2 separate regions of the Homo sapiens genome follow, and region 2 is linked to region 1. Evidence: chromatin contacts called from ENCODE Hi-C or POLR2A ChIA-PET data. All regions are on one chromosome and are shown on one strand. Each heading gives the region's core, a stretch centred on a gene start or an enhancer-like site at or near the end of the contact. The rest is flanking DNA. Distances are from core to core; before and after follow the strand shown.

Region 1 (4,569 bases), core at 1,117-3,616:
CTCACTGCAACCTCCGCCTCCCGATTTCAAACGATTCTCCTGCCTCAGCCTCCTGAGTAGCTGGGATTACAGGCACCTACCATTTTTAGTATTTTTAGTAGAGACGAGGTTTCACCATGTTGGCCAGGCTGTTATCGAACTCCTGACCTCAAATGATCCACTTACCTCAGCCTCCCAAAGTGCTGGGATTACAGGGGTGAGCCGCCGTGCCCAGGCGGTATGGTGTTTTTTGTTACCACGTAAGTTCTAATATTTCCTCATGGTCTTTATTTTTGAAATAGTTTATTGATGTGTATGTGTTCAGAAAAGTTACTGGGAATATATACGTGTCCCACTTCCTCTGCTTTTAAAGATTAGTCACTGAGAACATTTCATATTAGCAAAAAAAAAAAAATCACTATTACATGTTTTATTTAAATATAAAATTGATTCAAAATAGTTTTTTGTTTTGGACTGAGTTTTTGTTTTTACCTGTTACATTTATATGTGCTTTAGAACGTAAGCATACTTACAGAAAGGAACACTCTAGATATGAATAAAAAGTTCCTTGTTACCCTGCAGAGTCAATGGAATATTGCTTTCTGTAATGTATCTGGATATCAGAACTTTGATTCTCTTGACTACTCATTTAAGAAATTAGAGACCAGGCCAGGTGCTGGTGGCTCACACCTGTAATCCCAGCCCTTTGGGAGACTAAGGTGAAGGATCACTTGAGTCCAGAAGTTCAGGGCTGCAGTAAGCTGTGACTGCACCATTGCACTCCTGCCTGAGCAACAGAACGAAACCCTGTTTTTAAAAAAATAAAAATAAAATACATGAACACTTGAGACCAAACAGTTTTTGTTTTTTTATTTTGTGTTTTTGAGACAGTCTCACTCTGTGCTCAGGCTAGAGTGCAGCAGTACAATCTGGGCTGACTGCAACCTCTTCCTTCCAGGTTCAAGAGATTCTCCTGCCTCAGCCTCCCAAGTAGTTGGGATTACAGGTGCGCACCACCACCCCAGCTATTTTTTTTTTTGTATTTTAGTAGAGACCATGTTGGCCAGGCTGCTCTCGAACTAGACTCAAGTGATCCACCCTCCTCGGCCTCACAAGTGATGGGATTACAGGTGTAAGCCACCACACCTGGCCCCAAACAGTTTTTAAAAGACTTCTTAATTACGAGAATGGTACATGGACTCAACCTCAATGCCTAGTGAATATTACGATGACTGGCATCTGCCTCTTTAGCAACCCAATTTTTAACTCTCAGTAATGTATTTGCTAAAAGTATATAAAATATTATAGCTTTGAAAGACTGTGTATTAAGGTGGTATTATCTTTTTATTTTAGAAATCTTGAGTGTACTTAGAGGTTTTAAAAATTAAATTTTACATTTGAGTTCAGAAGCTCTGTTTTTAAATAACAGTGCTGAAGAATAGCAAAAATGTGTGAGACTGGAACGGTGGCTCAAGCCTGCAATCCCAGCACTTTGGGAGGCCTAGGCAGGAGTATCACTTGAGCCCAGGAATTGGAGACCAGCCTGTACATAAGCAGACTCTGTCTCTACAAAAAAAAAATTTTTTAAATTAAAAATAAGTTAGCTGGGTATGGTGGCACATGCCTCTGGTGCCAACTACTCAGGAGTCTGAGGTGGGAGGATGGCATGAGTCTGGGAAGTTGAGGATGCAGTGAGTCGTGATCACACCACTGTATTCCAGTCATGGTAATAGAGCGAGATGCTGTTTCAAAAAAAAGTTTGTAAATAGAAGGTAGCCTAAACTTTTCAGGGTTTGTCACATGAATTGTTTTGTTCCAAAATCTTGCAGGATATAATATCCATGAAATCAATCTGCTTCAATGCAGTGTGAAAGGAGACTTCTGATGTGCCTTGTTGAGGATTATGTCTCTTTCTGAGTCTTTGAGTGCTGGTAATCTGCTAGGTTTTTATACTTCTAACTTTAAATCTCATAAAACTCTCTGCCATGCCTTTTAAAATTTGATTTTATAAATGTACAAGTAATACATGAATCTATGCTCATTGTTTAAATGTTTCATAATACATAAGTACAGTTACAAAGTGAACTTTCCTCTTTGTGGACCTCCAGCACCCTCTCCCCGGTTCCTTATTGGAGGATGCCCACTTTTGAGTTTGGGGAGTTTTCATCCTGAACTTTTTCATGCATTTACAGACATGTATGTTTTTATATTTCGTGGTGGCTTTATCCTCTTGGTGTATGTATGACCTTCCATGCCAGTTTCTCAGCAACTACAATTTGTAAGGAGGATCTGCTTGCAGGCCATGGTGTAATACTTTTAATGCTTTCCTTTTCCATCCTGCCGTTAGAGATCGTCTTGTGAATGGACAGGATAGACAAAAGATGGCTTCCCTTTAGTGTTGGTTGGAAGAGTCACCCTGCTGTTTGCACAGTTAACAGCTTCTATTTAGTTATTCTTTTCTCCTTCCAACTCCCACAACTACGGCAAACATTGTTCAAGGCAATGCTATGCAAATAGCCCACATCCTTGCCCTTGTCTTTTCTCTCCCAGTTAAGGCAGTGTCCAAAAAAGTGTCCCACTCACCAAGTAGCAGCTTTCTGTATTTTTAAGTGCTGTTTTGAGATAGGAGGAAGGCTAGAAGAGGAATAGAAGAAAAAGAATCTTGAAAAGGACTGGCAGCGTTACTATGACTACCCACTACAAAGTTGAGTATACTTAACAGCGAGTGCCATGATTAAGCCCCGGATAGTGCAGAGAATGAGGTACCTAGAAGCCTTTGTCTCTGACAGATGCACTTGAAAAATCCATTGTATGGGGAAGGAGGTTCGAAATATACATGTAAACCCAGGAATTAGTGTTTAAGGGGAGAAAATTTATGCTTGCAGTTTCATTAACATATATACACACACAAGTATACAGATATGTATATATCATATATATTGCATGCATGCATGTATGTATGTGTAGATTGTATATGTGTTTGTGTAAAATATATATATTTTAGTTTTTCCTCTGTGGACATTTCTGTTATTGTCTCTCTTCTTTTTTAATTGTTTAGTAGTACTCTAGAAAACAGTAAAGGTCGGGTGCGGTGGCTCACGCCTGTAATCCCATCACTTTGGGAGGCCAAGGCAGGCGGATCACCTGAGGTCGGGAGTTCGAGACCAACCTGACCAACATGGAGAAACCCTGTCTCTACTAAAAATACAAAATTAGCTGGGCATGGTGACGCACACCTGTGATCCCAGCTACTCAGGAGTTTGAGGCAGGAGAATCACTTGAACCCGGGAGGTAGAGGTTGTGGTGAGCCGAGATTGCGCCATTGTACTCCAGCCTGGGCAACAAGAGTGAAACTCCATCTCAAAAAACAAAAAAAAAGAAAAAGAAAACAGTATACCTGGTCAGGAATTGAACACATGTTTTTTGTTTTATTTATTAAAATTTTTAATTTATATAAAGAGATATGTCAATGGGCCAGGCATGGTGGCTCATGCCTGTAATCCCAGCACTTTGGGAGGCCAAGGCAGGCGGATCACTTGAGGTCAGGAGTTCAAGACCAGCCTGGCCAACATGGTGAAACCCCGTCTCTACTAAAAATACAAAAAAATTAGCCAGGTATGGTAGTGCACGCCTGTAATCCCAGCTACTGGGGAAGCTGAGGCAGGAGAACCGCTTGAACCCAGGAGGCAGAGGTTACAGTGAGCCAAGATCCGCCACTACACTCCAGCCTGGGCCACAGAGCAAGACTCCGTCTGGAAAAAAAAAAAAAAAAAAAAAAAAAAAGAAGTATGTCAAAGAAGAGCCAAAGTGAAAATAAACAATTTTTTTAAAAAAGAGATGAGGTCTCACTGTGTTGCCCAGGCTGGTCTTGGACTCCTGGGCTCAGGTGATCCTCCTGCCTCGGCCTTCCAAAGTGCTGGGATTACAGGCATGAACCACCATGTCCGGCCTCAAGCACGTGTTAATCAGTTCACCTGCTGTATGCTTCTTTAAACTTTGAAAAGGCAAAAGTACTTTATTGTGTTTTGTAAACATAGAGGCGTCTGCCCAGGCTGGAACATATGAGGGAAATGGTCAAACTTTCAGAACCCCAAAAGATTGGGCATGGTTACCTTCATACTAGTAGTTTTGGAAACAGCAGAGTGATGTGTGACTTTTTAAAACACAGATTTTCGGTATTTTCAATGTAGATCAGTGTCCTCATTTACCATTCTGTGATTCATAAATCTGTTAGCCCTCTGCTCTTTTCCAACCCTGTTAAGAAGGCAGAGAGCCATTTTCTGATCCATTAAGTGCCTTTTGTCAAATAGTAGATAAAAAGCACCCACCCACATACAAACCTCAGAAATGTAGCATCTTTCCAAGGATGTGTAACTGCCAGAGATCTGGAGTTTAGGTGTTCAGTGTCTTGGTGCAGTTGGCTCCTTCCACACACAGCTGACATGACCTTGGACCTCCTGAGCTACTGAGGGACAGGTAGCTGGGTCATGCCCCCGTTTCCTTCCTCACGACTAAACACTCTGCTTGCCTTCCTGATTCTGCCTTTGTGAGCAGGGCTCCCTGAACTCTCACAGTTTGTCTTCCCAGCCA
Region 2 (4,569 bases), core at 1,035-3,534, 2.5 Mb after region 1:
TTAAAAAGTGTACAGGTCTGAGACATTAGAAAACTTTGATTTGTACTTTTGCTACTACCCACCACAACCACTTTCCTCTAAACCTTGTTTTCCTCCTTTTTAAAATAAAGGGCTGAATTACCTGTAAAATGTTTCTCACCTTTGAGAAGAATCATACAATTGAATGATTCTAAGTACCATAACAAATTTTATTAGGGATAAGGACCCCATTACATCTTTCTCTTCCTTGTTTCAAATGCCGCCAGAGCAACACACTATCCTAAACATCCAAGTAGGCCAATATAAGTCTATCAATACAAACCTATTCTCAGAATCCAACAGGCTAAAAGGGAATAAAAACAAGGACTGGCATATTTTTGTCATACATACTTCAGCACTTAATATCTCTACCTATACAACTTCATCCAGTCTGAGATAAAAGAGAATCTGGTCTTCTACAAATAGACATGTGTCAAATCCTTTAAAAGGTACTTCTCTATTTCAACAGAGACCAGGATTCAATAATTCCAATTTTCGGAAAACCAGACTTGCATCAAAATAAGTTCCATGTTTGTGGAAGAGAATAAATAGTAAGTGGTACTTTTAGATGAATCACTTGGTCTCCTCTTAGAACTAAGTTTAAAATCAGCCTTTAAAGCTGTTTTCCCTCTGCTGATAAAGATTTCCCTCTCCAAATAAAGATTTTTCTAGATTCTATTTCAGGAAGGAGACAAGAGAGTGGTAAAACAGCTAATAACTAGTAAAGCTAACTCTCAGTTGGTTGTCAGTATGGTATGTTTTACTGAGCCTTTGGGTTGTAAGGGCTTCTGTGAGGAATAAGGTCCTGCAACGCCGCCTGTCTGTGGACCCAGGAAAAATTATAAAGTTATTATGAAACCAGATCACTAGGACAAACCGAGAGGCCTTCCTATTCCAACTCACCACAACCAGGCCTGGCTCCAAAGCCTACCCTTTGGCTGTCCCATATTACGGGACAACAGGTCCTAGCTTAATTCTAACTCACTAAGGAAACATTCGAAGGCATGTATGTATGTACGTGTAAGGATCAAATATATTTTTCATCCACTTACAAATGTATATGGTCATTTGTAATTATTTAAAGTTACTGATAAATTTATACAAATACAGCATCAGTTCATCGAAAATCCCTGGGAGATCGAGGAAATGAAGTTACTTCAGCAGCCAGGATAGTTACGAAAAACCCTGCAGAACAGTATGGAAAAGTACAGCTTCTCACGTGTCCCTCACATACACAAACACTTAGCTCTGAGTCCATTACAACCTTACGTCCCCCCTCAAACTGCTCCCCTCCACCTCACAACTGGGAGAAGTTGATCAACCTCCTAGTTGGTCCCCAAGAGACTCATTTACCCATTATTTTACTCCTCCCGCTTTGATCCCGATCCCGCCTCAGACTAAGGTGGCCCTACTGGCCCCAGGCAGACCACCCCCCCACCCCCCGGCGTGCAAACAGGGAATCTAACCAATTCCCTCCATCCTTAACCAAGTGAGCCATCCCATGATAACAGGCTGTTCACCAACTCTGTGAACTCCGTGGTCCTCCCACCCCCACGTGTCAGCTACCCTCCCCCACATTCCCACACCTCACGATTTAGGCCGAGGGAAGAAAGGGGGCAGTCGAAAGCCTGGCCCCTAAGAGATCAACCCACTGGAATCTGTCCCACTCCAAATCCCCTCCCACCTTCGGCCCCTATCCCTTACAGTCCCTTCCTCCCTCCTTCCTTTGAAACCAGGCCCTTGCCTCAGAAACCTCCTCTTCCTCGTCGTCGTCGTCCTCTTCTTCCTCGCTGTTGTTACTGCTGGTGCCGCCGCCGCCACCTCCGCCTCCACCGCCGCCTCCACCGCCGCCGCTGTTGTCGCTGTCGCTGCTGCTTTCGCTGCTGCTGGGGGGTCGGCAAGTCCGGTTACGCTTGGCCTTGTGGTGCTGCTGCTGCGGCGGCTTCTTCTTCAGGAGCAGGTCGCAGACTCGCACCATCCCACGAGGAGACGAGGCCGAGCGAGCTCTGCTGCTGCCGCCAACGCCGCCGCCGACCTCCGCCGCCGCGGGGGGGCCCGCCACAGCCGCCACCGCCGGGGGGCTCCCTTCTCCTTCTGCAGCCGTCGCCGCCGCCACCGGAACCGTCGCCTTCTCCATCCCCAGGGAAAGAGGGAGGGCGCGGACGGGGGAGGGGCGTGGGGCTACGCTCTACCGCGACTTCGGCCGCACTGGGGCCGACACAGCAATCGGTGCCGCCTCCGCCGCCACCGCCTCGGTCACCTCTACTGCCGCCGCCGCCGCCGCCGCTCCGCCAGCTCTCACCTCGTCTCGCGATACTAAGGGCGGGGAGCCTGACGATGGGAGGGAGGGAGGGAGGGAGAGGGAGGGAGCAAGGGAAGGAGGGTGAGGCGTAACAGGGAGACCGGGTGTCGGGAGAACCAGAGGAGAGGAGACTGGAAAGAAGCGGGGAAGTGTGCCTGGGGCAGCTTCCGAAGGGGAACGGCGGGGACAGATGAGGGGGGCGCGATTGCAACCAGAGCGCCCGCGAGCTCCCGGATTTCTTCTCTTTCCTCGCTATTTCCCGCACACACAGCCCTGCAGCCCTCCCTTCTTCCTTCCTGGCTTGTGATTAGAACGCAGCCGCAGGCGGAAGTGCAGTGACGCCATCAGCCGTCGCCTGAGCCGTGGCGCGCGGGTGGCCGAAAGGCGAAAGTGAGATTTCAAGGGCCGGGTCTGGGGCCCCGCGGGCGCGCAGTGCTGCGGCGTGTGGGGAGTACGGGGAGGCTGGAGAGGAGCCGGCCCCGGGCAGTGTGAGGTGCGGAAGCGCGGTCCAGACACTTTGCTGACGGGAGGCCGGTCCGCCAGATCCGGGAGGTGGGGCCTCGTTCTGGACTGCTGTACGTAGTTTTATTCCTGGTCATTTTTTTCCACCGCCAAATCGAGAGATAGAGCTTTGGATCATGAGAGATGGCGTCGTGTTGGGAAAAGAGCCTTCTTTACCTGAGTTTAAGCTCGGCTCATAGACATCCTCTACCTGAGTTTACACGTGTGTAATATGAAGGCAGTCGATTAGGAGATGTCTAAGATCATTACTTACACCTCAAGTTTCCAAGGGGAGGAAGACACGGGAAGGATGCGTGGTCTGTGCCAGACTTTGTAGACGATTCACTGAATGACCCTGATTTAGCTCTTCCGGCCCTCTTCGATTCAGCTTGGAAGCAAGCATAAATAGTGATTGTTGTCTGTATACTTCTCTCGGAAGGAATGCTGTTATGGGAGTTGTGGGTTCATTTTTAGGTGTCTGAAGAAGTTTCAGGACTTTTGAAATGATAGTGGAGCCCATTGAACTCAGAATTATCCCTTTCTGGTCTAGTAGGAGTATAGTGGCATACGGAAAATGAAGCAAACATCAAAGACAGATGTACTGGCACAAGATTAAAAGTATGTCTCAGCTGACATAGTTGCCATTTTAAGACTGCTTAGTTTAGCTGAATATGCCTGGATTTTTTTTTTTTTTAGCATTTTTTTTCTTTTTAGCATTGGCATACCATATGAAATGTGGGCAGTTGCCAGTACTCTACAGAGTACCAAGGCAGAATTGGCAATGACTAAATCAATTCATTCAAACAAAAATTCATCATGTGCCTACTGTGCGCATAATTTGTGGAATCAAAGTCTCTTGTTTCCAGGGGCTTTACAGTGTAATAAGTGCTATAGTAAATATATATACGGAGTGGTAACCATCTGCCTATTCCTCTCCTACAGTCGTTGCTGAGTTCCAGTGTAGAACAGAGCACTGCATTGTGTATCTCACCACTACTGATTTAGATTTTATAATTTCAGCTGCATCCCTCCCTCCTACTTTGTATATTCTTCAGCATCTTTTTCTCCCTTTCCACTTGAATACTTTTCGCAATCTTTAAATCCCAGCCCATTTTATTATATGACTTTTAACTTAGACTTCACAATTTTCCAAGTGCTAGAAATTTCCTGAGATTGCCTTTTCTCCAGTATCAACGAATGAGAGACTCCCTGTTCATATATGAGATAAACTCTTCATACATATTCTAGTTCCAATACCCCTCTTTCTCATGCATTTATTATCTTTTCTGTTGTCAACCTTCTACAAATTCTGGTTCCTTAGCTAATTCTTCTGTAGCTTTCAATTATTTCCTTCACAAGCAAACTTTCTTTCTTTAAAAAGTATTCTATACTCAGGAGGCTGAAGCAGGAGAATCGCTTGAACCTGCGAGGCGGAGTTTGCAGTGAGCTGAGATCCTGCTACTGCACTCTAGCTTGGGCGACAGAGCGAGACTCCATCTCAAAAAAAAAGTGTCTACAATCAGTGTCTTTTTTGTTTTCTGAAATTGACTTGTCAGCCCTCTGCAGTCTAGTCTCTGTGTCTATCGTGCTGTGCTACCAAAAATGCTCTCTTTAAAGTAATCTCATTGTTTGGAAGAAAATGAGTTTTTTGTTCTTTAATATAATAGTGAAATGATGATCCTGTTTCACTAGTAGGATAAGGTTCAAAACTATTAAAATGGACAAGGCATGTAAAGTCACTTTCTTTT

The links. Hi-C counts contacts between places; a loop is a spot of excess contacts on that map. ChIA-PET counts read pairs that join two places held with the same protein, here RNA polymerase II (POLR2A). Pooled maps may share reads with other maps.
Region 2: a map of naive thymus-derived CD4-positive, alpha-beta T cell shows a loop between it and region 1 (4-fold over the local background). The contact joins the promoter of ANKRD17 here to the enhancer-like site in region 1. A Hi-C loop is called at or near these places in 1 of 168 maps with a recorded cell type or tissue (naive thymus-derived CD4-positive, alpha-beta T cell) and 8 of 50 pooled maps. POLR2A ChIA-PET finds 5 or more read pairs at or near these places in 1 of 52 experiments (HepG2).

The regions. Positions count from the first base shown.
Region 1 is chr4:70,707,330-70,711,898 of GRCh38, forward strand. It overlaps a transcript of RUFY3 not described here. Among named protein-coding and RNA genes, the nearest start is that of RUFY3, 12 kb to the right of the region's middle. Within about 2 kb of position 2,367, at least 2 of the 41 ENCODE cell types and tissues checked have a DNase peak (open chromatin) inside an H3K27ac peak, as active enhancers do.
Region 2 is chr4:73,256,514-73,261,082 of GRCh38, forward strand. ANKRD17 (ankyrin repeat domain 17) reads right to left here and starts at 2,285. Exons shown (of 34, transcript NM_032217.5): 1 at 1,763-2,285. The coding sequence starts at 2,155. It overlaps ANKRD17-DT (ANKRD17 divergent transcript), which reads left to right and starts at 2,653. Exons shown (of 5, transcript NR_187399.1): 1 at 2,653-2,895. RefSeq lists a silencer at 1,977-2,376 and enhancers at 2,338-2,934, 2,537-2,806.